2 separate regions of the Homo sapiens genome follow, and region 1 is linked to region 2. A link is a loop called in an ENCODE intact Hi-C map of the cell type or tissue named here. Cell type or tissue: upper lobe of right lung. All regions are shown on one strand. Each heading gives the region's core, and the rest is flanking DNA. Links, peaks and the distances in the headings are about the cores only.

Region 1 (7,260 bases), core at 407-5,406, 54 kb before region 2:
TTCCCCATGTTGGCCAGGCTGGTCTCGAACTCCTGACTTCAGGTGATCCGCCTGCCTCGGCCTCCCAAAGTGCTGGGATTACAGGCATGAGCCACAGTGCCTGGCTGGTTTGAATTTTTAAATGATGATGAATTCATGTATGACTGATGTGATTTTTATTAGAAAGAGAAAACTAGGCAGCGCCCCATCCTATGTCTCCTTCCTGGTGGCCAATGAAGCATTTCCCACAACTCACTCCTGGCACCAACAGGAAGTCAGACACTCAGCACCCAGGGGCTGCTTTTTTTTTTTTTTTTTTTTTTTTTGAGACAGGCTTGCTCTGTCACCCAGGCTGGAGTGCAGTGGCAGGATCTCAACTCACTGCAAACTCCACGTCCCGGAGCATGCCTCAGACTCATAAGTAGCTGGGATTACAGGCGTGAGCCACTATGCTCAGCTAATTTTTGTATTTTTAGTAGAGATGGGGTTTCACCATGTTGGTCAGGCTGGTCTCGGACTCCTGACCTCGGTAGATCTGCCTGTCTTGGCCTCCCATAGTGCTGGGATTATAGACGTGGGCCATCACACCCAGCCAACAGGGATTCATTTTTTAAAGGTAAGAGTGCAGGCTGCATAAGCTATTATCCATGTCGTTACATACCAGGCGGGCATGTACCTAGGCGAGAGGGAGACTGAACCAGTGAAATTCTAATGACAAAAAAAAGAAATCAGTCATCCCCTACATTCACATGTCCAACGCCCAGCTGGAAGCCACAGGCTCTCCCCACTCCTGTCCTACGATTTTTCCCGGCTTTGACCTGCATGGTGGTGCGGCTGCTCCGCTCAGAGCCTCAGAGAAACCACACAGAGCCCTGCTGAGTCTTGCCCTCGGGGCATTCTCACATTTATGAAGAAATGCCTCCCCCTCCCCCTTCTCCCCAAAGTACGGTGTGGCAGAAAACAGCGCCAACAGGTCCTGCCAGTCAGAAGCCACTCCCCTGATTTCATGGCTCAAGACCCCAACTATAAATTAACCCTTCCCACCTTGAATGTGTACACACACTACTGAGATCCAGGCCGATCCTTGCCATGGGATGAACCTGAGAATTGCCAAGACCCGCCTTCCCACGCCACCCAACCAAATCATGTGGTATCTGGTACAAGTCATTTTCCCCCTGAAATCCCACAAGAAAACTATTTTGAGGCCGGGCACGGCGGCTCACGCCTGTAATCCCAGCACTTTGGGAGGCCGAGGCGGGCGGATCACAAGGTCAGGAGATCGAGACCATCCTGGCTAACACGGTGAAACCCCGTCTCTACTAAAAATACAAAAAAAATTAGCCGGGCGTAGTGGCGGGCGCCTGTAGCCCCAGCTACTCGGAAGGCTGAGGCAGGAGAATGGCGTGAACCCGGGAGGCGGGGCTTGCAGTGAGCCGAGATCGCGCCACTGCACTCCAGCCAGGGCGACAGAGTGAGACTCCATCTCAAAAAAAAAAAGAAAAGAAAAGAAAACTATTTTGAAAAGCAGTTCTCTCTGGCCTGGTGAAGAACACACCAGCACCATGCCCACCAAAATAGGAGCCCCATGGCTGTTTCCCAGAGTAACCTGGGACCCGAACCTCCATTCACTGTAACACAGACTGAATCTGCAGCCAAGCTCCGCTCTCTCACTACTGGGCAACCCTCAGGGGGGATCCCTTAGCCTAAACCAGCACCAGTCACTACCCGCACACGATTTTATTACTACTGTTTTCTTATGAGTCAGCCCGTGTCACTGATTCCTGACGAGCTGGTGTGGAGAGCAGAAATGAATAATTTTCTTTTTAACTGCAATTTCGTTTTCACCAACCAGTCAGCAATCGGAGCTTTAACAATAAACCGGTTGCTCAGTTACTCCACGTGGGTGCCACGCAAGAGGCTGGGAGTATTGCTCAGCGGGGCCAACGGGAGGCTGGCACTTGCCTGAACCGCTTAAGTGGGGGAATGAAATGCCCACCGAAGGGCAGGGCAGGGACCCTGCTGTCCCGTCACTGAAGATATTCCCAGCCTGTGGGGAGAAGTGTAAAAGAATGAATGAAAGAAACGCACTTGGTTTCTGGGACCAATGACCTTAGCCTAGAACTGCCGGGACGGTCCAGGAACGCAAAAATGTAGAGATGTGGGAGCCAGGGGCGTAGTGATGCAAGGATGCAGGGACCCAGGGACTACGACCTCCCAACCCCCGGCCCGCGCCCCGTACTCACGCACGGAGTGGCAGGCTACGAGCTTGGCTGCCTCCTCGGGCACCGGGCAGGTGGGGAAGAGCGGCTTGAGCAGGTAGGTGGCGAAGACCAGGGCCACGATGTACTGCGATGAAGGCCGGATGATGAGCAGCTCGATCCAGAGCTTGAGGAAGGCGGGCAGCGAGCCGTAGACGTCCAGCATGTAGGCGTAGTCGCCGCCCGATTTGGAGATGGTGGTGCCCAGCTCCGCGTAGCAGAGCGCGCCCACGATGGAGAAGACGCCGCACGCGGCCCACACCACCAGCGCCAGCCCCGGCGAGCCTGCCTCCTTGAGCACGCCCGTGGGCGTCACGAAGATGCCCGAGCTCATGATGGCGACCACGATGACGGCCACGCCCTTGAGTAGCGTGATGTTCCCCTGCAGGGTCACGCCCTCGCCCTCGCCTGCCGGCGCCGCGCCGTCCGCGCGCTTGGCGGCCATCATCTTCTCCCGCGCCTCTTCCTTCTCCTCGGCCACCGGGGCCGCTAGCGCGCGCCGCTTCGGGCCCGCACCCGCCATGCTCTGCTTACCGGCCGGGCCTGGGACACCCGGGAGCCGCAGCCGAGCGAGGATTGTGCGCGCCGCTCGCCGCCCGCCGCCCGCAGCTGCGTCAGGAACCCCGCCCGCGCCGCCTTTTAGGCCCCGGCCCACTGGCCCCGCCCACCGTCCGCGGCTCCTCCCCGACCCGTGGCCCGGCCGCGGCCCTCAGCCCCGCCCCCTCGACCCAGCTCGGAGCACGTGCGTCGTCCGGCCTAGCCTGGCAGGCGATTCCCAGGCCCGCGTGGTCCTCGAAGGCCCCCGTACTCCTGCGCCATGGAGACCCCGGCCTCGCGACCTACCCCCCCGGCGCCCGCGTCATCCCAGCCCGTCCTCCCGGGTGCGCCTGGGCGGGGCCTGGCAGTCAGGGCGAGCCCCTTCACCCACTGGCCCGCAGCCTCTCGTCAAGCCTGGGAGCGGGCAGTGCACCAGGGCTGGCCTGAGGCCAAGGATGGGGTTTGGGGTACCCCCCGAAGGGAACCTAGGCTCCTGTCCCGGATGGGCCGAGGGGATGGAACCGCCCCCACAACCAGCTCCTGGGGCACGGGGGAGGGATGAGAAGATGACCTGAGGGGAAGCTCCTGCAGCCTCCTTCCAGCCTGGGGGCTGCATCAATGTGGCTGGTGAGCCGCGAACTGAGACGAGGGAAGAACCGAACCGAGGCCACCCAGTAATTCCCATTGTATCCCAAAAGAATCTTGCCAAAGATGGCGATCCGGTGCCCGTAGCTTTGAGAAGCAGTAATAACACAGGCTTTGGGAAGCCAGCACTCTGCCTGAGCTCAATTTAATCAACAGAACCGGGGGTTCACCGGGAGCCATAAGACCCCCACCCCCAAATCTAGCTGGGAAATTCAAAGGCAGGCTTCAGTGTGAAGGGGCTTTAAAGCTTGTTATTCCTGGGGAATGCGAGAGGCATCTTAGCTAAAAAGGGTTGAGAGGTAATTTCAGTTAGAGGCGAGAGCAGGATGCCAAGGCTCCTAGGCCTGGAAACGGGAAGGAATATAAATACTGCCCCGAGATTGACCAGACTGGTGAGCAGCCAAAGACCTGTTCAAAGGGTGTGTGTGGGTCAGGGAGGAAGCTCCTCGGTATCCCCCCAACCCGGGGTTCCTTGGCGTGTGTCCTAACGAGTACTTGGAAGCTCACAGCAGGCATGTGGGGAGGCCTTTGTTCTGGGTGAGCGTTCAGCCTCCCAGGGCAAACACGCAAACACCGGTTGCAGAGCTGGGTGTTCACAGCAAGACAGTCTGCTGGGCAGATGCCTCTGGAATCCACAGAATTCTGAACAATAGCCGTGGTGGAGGGGGGGTCAGAATCCCTGTCGTGCTGGGACCTCTAGCTGCAGCCAGGAATGTCCAGGCCCCACCCCGGGGAGGAGGCGGCTGAGGAATGCCACGGCTTGTCATTCTGGACCTTGCTCGCCCCCCGGTATGGCAGGCATTCCTCTGCAGTGATAAAACCAAGCGAAATCTCAGCAGCCCAGGCAGCCACCGGCAGGGGAGTGCGGAGGTCGCACAGATACTAACTTGTAATCTGCCGTCCACGCTGCGGGCTGTGGAAGGTGCAGAGAGCCCTCCATCCACCCTATTCTTCCCGCTGTGCCTGCAGAGGGAAGGAGACAGTACCACCATGGCTGGACAAACTCACCGAGTGCTCACTGAGTCCTCCCCTAGATAGCTTCTTGTGCAATAGGGTAGGTGCCAGTTAGGAGCAAGGTTAGAGATTATAGGGCCAGATTTTTTGCTTAGGTTCAACTACGCAAAATAAAAATAGACTTTGCATGCATTTCAGGCACTGGGCTGACGACCGGCCACCAGGGAGGCTCCGCCCCACTTCTTAGCTTTGGCCCCAACGTTAGTCTTGTTGCTGCTCTCAGGCGTGCTCTGCGTGTGAAAGATGACTTGGAGGCTGGGCGCGGTGGCTCACGCCTGTAATGCCAGCCCTTTGGGAGACCAAGGTGGGAAAATCTCTTGAGCCCAGGAGTTCAAGACCAGCCTGGGCAACATAGGGAGACCCCGTCTCTACAAAAAATACAAAAACTAGCCCAGCGTGGTGGTGGTGCACCTGTAGTCCCAGCTGCTGGGGAGGCTGAGGTAGAAGGATCACCTGAGCTGGGGAAGGTTGAGGCTGCAGTGAGCTGAGATCACGCCACTGCACTCCAGCCTAGGCGACAGAATGAGACCGGTCTTTTTTTTTTTTTTTTTTTTTTTTTTTTGAGACGGAGTCTCGCTCTGTTACCCAGGCTGGAGTGCAGTGGCGCGATCTCGGCTTACTGCAAGCTCCGCCTCCTGGGTTCACACCATTCTCCTGCCTCAGCCTCCCAAGTAGCTGGGACTACAGGCGCTCACCACCATGCCCGGCTAATTTTTTGTATTTTTAGCAGAGACGGGGTTTCACGGTGTTAGCCAGGATGGTCTTGATCTCCTGACCTTGTGATCCCCCCGCCTCGGCCTCCCAAAGTGCTGGGATTACAGGCGTGAGCCACTGCGCCCGGCGAGACTGGTCTTGAAAAAAAAAAAAAAGATGACATGGAAGCAACAGTAGGAGCCGGGGTCAGAGTTCAGGCCCGTCCATCCGTGGATGATGGATAAACCCAGCGTAGTCCGCCATCCCTTGGAGAGTCATTCAGCTGCACACAGGAAGACGCGCTGCAATGTGCAGGACCCCTGAAAACACTGGGCTGCGTGAAAGGGTCAGTGACCACGGGTTGTATGATTCCGAGTGCACGAATGTTCAGGACAGGAGGATCCAGAGAGACGGACGAGATTCGTGGCTGCTTAGGGCGGGGGGAAGGGGCGATGGAGAGTGAGGGCTGAGTGGATGGGGTCTCTCTTTGGGGTGATAAAATGTCTTGGAACTAGATGATGGGGATGGTTGCCCAACACTGGGAGTGACTTAAACACCACGGATTTGTACGTGTTTAAATGACTAACGGTTAATGTTATGTTATGTGTGAACTATACATCCAAAAGATAAAAGCAGTTCAGGCCTAGAATCGAACGGTCCTGGGTTCAGATCTCACCTCTACCACTTGCTGGTTAATGTGGCACCAGGCGAGTGACTCGGCTCAGCTTTCAAAGTCTCAGTTTCCTCTTCTGTGAAGCAGGGAGACACCTGCGCCCGCCTCCTGGGGACCAGCAGGTAGAAGACCCTGAGCCGCTGGCATTGCCATCACTGCAGAACTGTGCTCCCAGGGCTGGCAGGTGGAGGACCCTGAGCCTCTGGTGTCATCCTCACTGCAGAACTGTGCTCCCGGGGCTGGCGGGTGGAGGACCCTGAGCTGCTGGTGTTGCCGTCACTGCCGAACTGTGCTCCCAGGGCTGGCCGAATGCCTGGCTTCCACCCTCAGACTTTCTTTCCAATGTGTGCAGAGGGAACACGGAGGGACAGCAGTTGCAGCAGCCCACACTTGCTGTGTCGGGCATGGTCTCAGTGGCTGGAGCGTGAAGATGGAGGCGGGGATGGGAGTGGGCGGCTCTGAGTCAAGGGACACCTGGAGCCCCCAGAAGCTGGAAGAGGCAGGAGGGGTCCTGGAGCCCCCGAGGGAGTCTGGCCCTGCCACCACCTTGATGTTGGCCTCTGGCCTCCGGGACTGTGAGAGAAGAAAGGGCTGTTGTCCTAAGCCCCTGTTTGCAGACAAAGGGAATAATCTCAACATTGAAAAAATATGGCCTTAATCTTTAGTGCGTAGGTGGCAAACTTACCTTCAGGATGGCAGAGACAGATCTTTTTTTCCTGTTGACAGGCATTTTAACATTTCCAGAGACACAGGAGCCAGGTTCTCCTGCTTGGCCTCTGCAGTATGAGCCAAACCTGCCTATTGTTAAGTGATTGAATGAGTTGATGCTCACCTTGAACTTTCTTCCACTCTACCCTGGATTACAAGAAGAATTCATTGCTCAGCCCACGTCCCAGCATGAGGCTGGAAGCAGCTGTGAATTTTGTAGAGACTGGAGGGCCCTGCACTCTTTGCAGCTGCCAGCTTCAGCGCTGCTTTCTTCGGCTACTTTGCCCCGCCTCTCAGTTTTGGGGACAGTGGCTGCAGGGCAGATGCCATTCAACCAGGTCAAATTTCCATGTGAGGATGGAAATTTGTAGGTTATAATTCAATTCTCTATTTTGAAAAATATCCAGGTGGATATTGTTTACCACCAAAACAATGACTTCTATTGTGTGGGCCCGAAAACCAGGCTGATGCATGCTACGGCATGGGTGTGTGGTGCCTGCTCCGTGTGTGAACCATGCTGCTCCGTGTGTGAACTGTGTCTGTTCCATGTGTGAACTGTGTCTGTTCCATGTGTGATCCATGCTGCTCCATGTGTGAACCATGTCTGTTCCATGTGTGAACTATCTGTTCCATGTGTGAACCATGTCTGTTCCATGTGTGAACCATGTCTGTTCCATGTGTGAACCATGTCTGTTCCATGTGTGATTCATGCTGCTCCATATGTGATTCATGCTGCTCCATGTGTGATCCATG
Region 2 (8,116 bases), core at 1,662-6,661:
CCCACCCTATTTTTTATTTTTTTGAGAAAGAGTCTTGCTCTGTCACCCAGGCTAGAGTGCAGTGGCACAATCTTGGCTCACCGCAACCTCTGCCTCCCAGGTTGAAGCAGTTTTCATGCCTCAGCCTCCCGAGTAGCTGGGACCACAGGGGTGTGCCACCACAACTGGCTAATTTTTTAAAATTATTCTTCTATTTTTAAAATTTTTATTTTATTAATTTATTTTTCAGAGACAAGGTCTCGTGCTGTTGCCCAGGCTGGAGTGCAGTGGTGCGATCACAGCTCACTGCAGCCTCAATTTCCCGGGTTCAAGAGATCCTCCCACCTCAGCATCACAAAGTGCTGGCATTATAGGCATGAGCCACCATGCCCAGCCCCTTTTATTTTTTAAACCTCATGTTGCTTCTCTGACCAATTTTATTAGTGAGACAACAGTTTTTTGTTTTTCATTAATGCTGCATCATCATCATCTGTAGATTCACCTGTGATTTTATAGCGGAGAAGGTCACCACACAACGTGATTTCAAAATAAATTATAAACTATTGTAATCAAGACAGCATCGTGCTGACATAAAAACAGACCAGTGGGCTGGGTGCTGTGGTTCACACCTATAATCCCAACACTTTGGGAGGCCGAGGTGGGTGGATCACCTGAGGTCAGGAGTTTGAGACCAGCCTGGCCAACGTGGTGAAACCCCATCTCTAATAAACATACAAAAAATTAGCCAGGTGTGGTGGTGCATGCCTGTAATCCCAGCTACTGGGGAGGCCGAGGCAGGAGAATTGCTTGAACCTGGGAGATGGAGGTTGCAGTGAGCAGAGATCATGCCATTGCACTCCAGCCTGGGCAACAAGAGCAAAAACGCCATCTCAAAAAAACAAAAACAAAAACAAAAATGAAAAACAAACAACAACAACAACAACAACAACAAAACCCCAGACCAATGGAATAGGATAGAAAGCCCAGAAAAAAACACAGGCATTTACAGTCAATTGATTTTCAACAAAGGTGTCATGAACACACAACAGGGAAAGGACAGTCTCTTCAATAAATGGTGACGGGAAAACTGGATATCCACATCCAGAATGAAATTGGACCCTTTGGCCAGGCACAGTGGCTCATGCCTGTAATCCTAACACTTTGGGAGGCTGAGGCGGGCAGATCATGAGGTCAAGAGATCGAGAGCATCCTGGCCAACATGGTGAAACCTCGTCTCTACTAACAATACAAAAATTAGCCGGGCGTGGTGGTGCATGTTTGTAGTCCCAGCTACTCGGGAGGCTGAGGCAGGAGAATCACTTGAACCCAGGAGGCAGAGGTTGCAGTGAGCCAAGATCACGCTACTGCACTCCAGCCTGGTGACAGAGGGAGACTCTGTCTCAAAAACAAACAAACAAACAAAAAAACCCCAGAAATTAAACCCTTAGCTCTCACCGTATATAAAAATCAACTCAAAATGAAGTAACAACTTAAACATAAAGCCTGAAACTGTAAAACTGCCAGAAAAAAACAAAAGAGAAAGCTGCAGAACATTGGTCTGGTCAATTATTTCTTGGGTAGGACTCCAAAAGCATAAGCAGCTAAAGCAAAAATAGACAAAAGAGATTAGGTCAAACTAAAGAGCTTCTGCACAGCAAAGGAAATAATTAACAAAGTGAAGAGACAATCCACAGAGTAGGGTAAAATATTTGCAAACTATATATCTGACAAGGGGCTAATATCCACAATATATAAGGAACTCAAAAGAACTCAATAGTGAGAAAACATGACTAAAAAATGAGCAAAGGATGTGAACAGATTTTCTATTTCTCAACAGAAGACATATGAATGGCCAACAGATATATGAAAAAAATGTTCCACATCGCTAATTATCAAGGAAATACAAATTAAAACCACAATGGAGGCCAGGTGTGGTGGCTCATGCCTATAATCCCAGCACTTTGGTAGGCTGAGGGCAGGCGGATCAACTGAGGTCAGGAGTTCTAGACCAGCCTGGCCAATGTGGTGAAACCCCCGTGTCTACTAAAAATATAAAAATTAGCCAGGCGTGGTGGCGGGCACCTGTAATCCCAGCTATTCAGGAGGCTGAGGCAGGAGAATTGCTTGAACCCGGGAGGTGGAGGTTGCATGAGCCGAGATCATGCCATTGTACTCCAGCCTGGGTGACAGAGAAAGACTCCATCTCAAAAATAAATAAATAAATAAATAAATAAATAAATAAATAAATAAATAAGTCCACAATGAGGTATCACGTCACACCTATTAGAACGGCTATTTTGGCTGGGCGCAGTGGCTCACGCCTGTAATCCCAACACTTTGGGAGGCCAAGGCAGGCGGATCATGAGGTCAGGAGATTGAGACCATCCTGGCCAACATAGTGAAACCCTGTCTCTACTAAAATACAAAAAATTAGCTGGGTGTAGTGGCAGATGCTGTAATCCCAGCTACTCAGGAGGCTGAGGCAGAGGAATCGCTTGAACTAAGGAGGCAGAGATTGCAGTGAGCCAAGCTCATGCCACTGCACTCCAGCCTAGGTGGCAGAGCAAGACTCCGTCTTAAAAAGAAATGGCTATTATCAAAAAAGTAAGAGGTCAGCATGGTGCCTACGCCTGTAATTTCAGCACTGGAAGGCTGAGGTGGGCAAATCTGCTTGAGGCCAGGAGGTCAAGACCAGCCTGGGCAAAATTACTAAACCCAGTCTCTACAAAAAGAAATAATAATACAAAAAATTGGCCAGGCATGGTGGTCCATGCCTGTAGTCCCAGCTACTCAAGAGGGTGAGTGGGAGGATCACCCAAACCCAGGAGTTCGAGGCTGCAGTGAGTTGTGATCAAGCCACTGTGCTCTAGCCTGGGCCACAGAGTGAGACTTCTACCATGGTCAGTTTCAAGATATCAATGTGATATCACTGAACACAAATTTGGAAATTGATGAGTAGTCACATACCATTATAAAGTATTTCCACCACGCTGTCTCAAAAGAAAAAAAAAATGACAGGCCAGGCGCGGTGGCCCATGTCTATAATCCCAGCACTTTGGGAGGCCAAGGTGGGTAGATCACTTGAGGTCAGGAGTTCAAGACCAGCCTGGCTCACACCTGTAATCCCAGCATTTTGGGAGGCCAAGGTGGGAGGATCACTTGAACTCAGGAGTTCAAGATCTCAGCCTGGGCAACATGGTGAAACTCCATCTGTACAAAAAATACAAAAATTGGCCAGGCACGGTTGGTCATGCCTGCAATCCTAGCACTTTGGGAGGCCAAGGTAGGTGGATTGCCTGAGCTCGGGAGTTCAAAACCAGCCTGGGCAACAGCGCGAAACTTCATCTCTGGTAAAAACACAAAAAATTAGCCAGGCGTGGTGGTGGGCACCTGTAATCCCAGTTACTCAGGAGGCTGAGGCAGAAGAATCGCTTGAACCTGGGAGGCAGAGGTTGCGGTGAGCCAAGATCGTGCCATTGCACTCTAGCCTGGGCAACAAGAGTGAAACTCCAACTCAAAAAAAAAAAAAAAAAAATTAGCCGGGCATGGTAGTGCACATCTGTAGTCCCAGCTACTCTGGAGGCTGAGGCAGGAGGATTACTTGAACCCAGGAGACCGAGGTTGCAGTGATTGGAGATCACGCCACTGCACCCTAGCCTGGGCAAGTGAGACTCCGTCTCAAAAAAAAAGAAAAAAAAGAAAAAGATCAGATTTGGGAAATTCAAGACCAGAATTAGAGAATAACCCAGATTTATATGGCACACTCTTAGGGTCAAGAAAAGGGAATTCAATTTCAGTGATTTTAAAGAGGTTTTTTGGAAGTATATAGTAGGCAAACTCATAGGCATCCAGGAACAGGAAATCATGGTTAAGCTATACAAAGACTGGAGTGGGAAAGCAGGGACTGAGGTGACTTTTGCTGTTTCTGACACCTCTGCTTCATTTCTCTGTCTCTCTTTTTCTTCTTCTCCCATTTTTTTTTCTTTTTTTTTTTTTTTGATAGAGTCTCACTCTATTGCCCAGGCTGGATGAAGTGGCATAATCTAGGCTCAATGCAACCTCTGCCTCCTGGGTTCAAGCCATTCTCCCACCTTAGCCTCCCAAGTAGCTGGGATACATGTGTGCAATTGACCACATCCAGCTAATTCTTTTGTATCTTTAGTAGAGATGGGGCTTCACCATGCTGGCCAGGCTGGTCTCGAACTCCTGGCCTCGAATGATCCACCCACCTCACCCTCCCAAAGTGTTGGGATTACAGGCATGAGCCACTGCACCTGGCCCCTTCCCCCACCCCACCAACACACGAGTTCAGTCGCCCACCTTCATCTAACTGATTCAGATTCTCTGTGCCTGTTCAGATTTTCTTAGCCAAGAGTGATCATCAGCTCAGATGGACATGTGTAGACATTGGTGTGCTGGAAATGCTTAAAACTGACTCTTCGAAAAAAAAATATTATGCATTCTATACATATGTAACTTACTATAAATTTTACGAATCAACAGAGTCACAAAATCCAGACTGAATAAATGCTTGATTACTATTCAAGTTACTCCTGTCATTGACCAAGGAGTGTAGTTCCAACCTAAATGTTGTTTTATATTTTTGTTTATCTTAATGAGTAAGACAAAAGTGAAACAATGAAGACCCACTTCAGAACTTCACTTGGTCACTAGTGATGTGAGCAACTTCTTTGCTGAATTAAATGATAGGTTTTGAATACTGGGAAGAATATTTCCTTAATTAGTTGTGCATTTGCAGTGTAATGGCTAAAGAAATGACAGTTTTGGGTTCAGTCTTTACAAGCATCTTTTTTACTACTTTCTTAAGTCTAGACCCGGGGTAGGCAAACTATAGCCTGTGGGCCAAATCCAACCCATGGCCTGTTTTTTTGTACAGCCTGAGATCTAACCACCAAAGAAGCAGAGACTGTACATGGCTCACAAAGCCTAAAATATTATCTGGCTCTTTATAGAAAAGGTTTGCTGACCCCCTTGTTCAGTCAATTAATAAACCAACACAATAATTTATACTGATTTCCATTGTATAAATACTTCTACCATGGCCAGTTTCAAGATATCAATGTGATATCACTGAACACAAATTTGGAAATTGATGAACAGTCACATACCATTATAAAATATTTCCACCAGGCTGGGCATGGTGGCTCATGCTTGTAATCAAGGAGTTCAAGACCAGCCTGGGCAGCGTAGTGAGAACTCTACAAATAAATACATAAATAAAAATTAGCGGGGTGTGGTGGCATGCATCTGTAGGCCCAGCTACTTGGGAGGCTGAGGCAGGAGGATTGCTTGAGTCAGGAGTTCAAAGTTGCAGTGAGCTGTGATCACACCACTGCACGTCAACATATATATATCAGATATTAATAACCTTTAAGAGCATAAATAGGCCAGGCACAGTGGCTCATGCCTGTCTATAATCCCAGCACTTTGGGAGGCCGAGGCGGGTGGATCACTTGAGGTCAGGAGTTCAAGATCAGCCTGACCTATATGGTGAAACCTCATCTCTATTTAAAAAAATACAAACATTAGCCAGGTGTTGTGGCGGGTGCCTGTAATCTCAGCTACTTGGGAGGCTGAAGCAGGAGAATCACTTGGACCCGGGAGGCGGCGGGTGCAATGAGCCAAGATCGCACCACTGCACTCTAGCCAGGGTAACAGAGCAAGACTCCGTCTCAAAAAAAAAAAAAAAAAAGATATAGACATGTTGGCTGGGCGTGATATCTCACGCCTGTAATCCCAGCACTTTGGGAAGCCAAGGTGGGTGAATCATTTGAGGTCAGGAGTTCCAGACCAGCCTGGCCAACATAGTGAAACCCCCATCTCTACTAAAAATACAAAAATTAGCCAGGGGTGGTGGCAGGCACCTGTAGTACCAGCTACTTGGGAGGCTGAGGCAGGAGAGTTGTTTCAACCCAGGAGGTAGAAGTTGCAGTAAACCAAGAGTGTGCCACTGCACTCCAGCCTGGGTGACAGAGCAAGACTCCATCTCAAAAAAAAAAAGAAAAAAGAAAAAAAAAAGAAAAATATAGACATGTTATCAGGCACAGTGGCTCATACCTGTAATCCCAGCACTTAGGGAGGCGGAGGTGAGAGGATTACTTGAGCCCAGGGGTTGGAGACCTGCCTGGGCAACATAGCAGGACCCTGTTCTCCCAAAAGGAAAATAAATAAATAAATAAATAAATAAATAAATAAATAAATAAAGATATAGACATGTTAAAAGTAAAAAGACTTAGGTTGGGTCCAGTGGCTAATGCCTGCAATCCCAGCACTTTGGGAGGCCGAGGTGGGCAGATCACTTGAGGTCAGGAGTTTGAGACCAGCCTGGCCAACATGGTAAAACCTCATCTCTACTAAAAATACAAAAACTAGCCGGGTATGATAGCAGGCTGCTGTAATCCCAGCTACTTGGGAGGCTGAGGCAGGAGAATTGCTTGAACCTGGGAGGCAGAGGTGCAGTGAGCCGAGATTGCGCCACTGAACTCCAGCCTGGGCAATAGAGTGAGACTCAGTCTCAAAAAAAAAAAAAAGTGAAAAGACTTTAAAAAAATAACAGGCAAGGTCGGGCACGGTGGCTCACGCCTGTAATCCCAGCACTTTGGGAAGCCGAGGCGGGCCTATCACAAGGTCAGGAGTTTGAGACCAGCCTGGCCAATTGGTGAAACCCCCTCTCTAATAAAAATACAAAAATTAGCTGGGCACTGTGGCAGGCGCCTATAGTCCCAGCTACTCCAGAGGCTGAGGTGGGAGAATCTCTTGGACCTGGGAGGCAGAGGTTGCAGCGAGCCGAGATCATGCCATTGCACTCCAGCCTAGCGACAGAGCGACACTCTGTCTAAAAAAAACAAAAACAGAAACAAACAAAAAACAGGCAAACGCACTAAGCAAAGTTGCAGTAACTGTATTCATAGTAGACAAAGTAGACTTCAGAAGAAGGAATGTTATCAATGATAAAGAGGAAGACCATATTATGAAAAATGGGTCAATTAATCAAGAAGATAAAATAATCCTAAACATGTATGTGCATAACAACAGAGCTTCAAAATTCATGAAGCAAAAGCTGATAGAAGAGAATGGAGAAATAGACAAATCCACAATTACAGGTGGAGATTTCAATACTTCTCTTTTAGAAATTAACAGAAAACACTGGGCAGGGTGGCTCACATCTGTAATCCCAGCACTTTGGGAGGCCGAGGTGGGATGATAGTGTGAGCTCAAGAGTTAGAGACCAGCTAGGGCAACATAGTGAGATCCTGTCTCTACTAAAAACAACAACAACAGCAACAACAAATTAGTCAGACATGGTGGCATGTGCCTATAGTCCCAGCTACTTGGGAGGCTGAGGCAAGAGAATCATTTGAGCCCAGGAGGTTGAGGCTGCAGTAAGCAGTGATCATGTCACTGCACTCCAACCTGGGCAACAGAGCAAGACCCTGTCTCAAAAAAAAAAAAAGAAAAAACCCCACAAAGACAAAACACCAAAATCAAACAAACAAAAAAATAAATCAACGGAACAAGTAGAGAGAAAACCAATAAGTATATAGAAGATGTAAGCAATACTCTAACAAAACTTGGACCAATTGACATTTATAGAACACACTGCCCAACCACAAGAGAATACATGTTCTTTTTCAGTCAAATGGAACATTTACCAAGATAGACCATCTTCTGGGAAATAAAGCAAACCATAACAAATGTAAAAGAATAGTAACCATATAAAGTATCTCCTTTGATCACGATGGAATTGAATTAGAAACCAATAAGAAATATACTTGGGAAATTCTCAAATATCTAGAAGTTTTAATATACACTTAGAAATAACTCATAAATCAAAGAGGAACTCACAAAGGAAATTAGAAAATGTTTTGAATTGAACAGAAGTAAAAACTTCTGTTCAAAATTCATGGGATGTAACAAAAACAGTGCACAGAGGGAAATGTTTGGCATAAAATGCTAATATTAGAAAAGGGTCTTGGCCAGGTGCAGTGGCTCATGCCTGTAATCCTAGCACTTTGGGAGGCCGAGGCAGGAGGATCACTTGAGCCCAGGAGTTTGAGACCAGCTTGGGAAACATGGCGAAACCACATCTCTACAAAAAATACAAAAATTAGCCGGA

The links. A loop is a pair of places that touch in the nucleus more often than their neighbours do. Peaks named below come from ENCODE experiments on the same cell type or tissue, not always from the same donor. Only the 100,000 strongest peaks of a DNase experiment are listed, where the experiment ranks them.
Region 1: a loop joins it to region 2, with 3.0 times the contacts of the local background. A loop is called at or near these places in 4 of 110 quality-filtered maps.

The regions. Positions count from the first base shown.
Region 1 is chr16:21,517,606-21,524,865 of GRCh38, forward strand. It overlaps the pseudogene SLC7A5P2. Among named protein-coding and RNA genes, the nearest start is that of MIR3680-1, 15 kb to the left of the region's middle. RefSeq lists silencers at 139-305, 2,561-3,220 and enhancers at 2,467-3,200, 3,201-3,933, 3,934-4,668, 6,136-6,868. In upper lobe of right lung, for the core only: no CTCF peak of the experiment used is centred there; DNase peaks (open chromatin) are centred at 2,233, 2,606 and 2,926; H3K4me3 peaks cover 2,853 bases; H3K27ac peaks cover 3,326 bases.
Region 2 is chr16:21,570,358-21,578,473 of GRCh38, forward strand. No RefSeq gene overlaps it. Among named protein-coding and RNA genes, the nearest start is that of METTL9, 25 kb to the right of the region's middle. In upper lobe of right lung, for the core only: no CTCF peak of the experiment used is centred there; no DNase peak of the experiment used is centred there.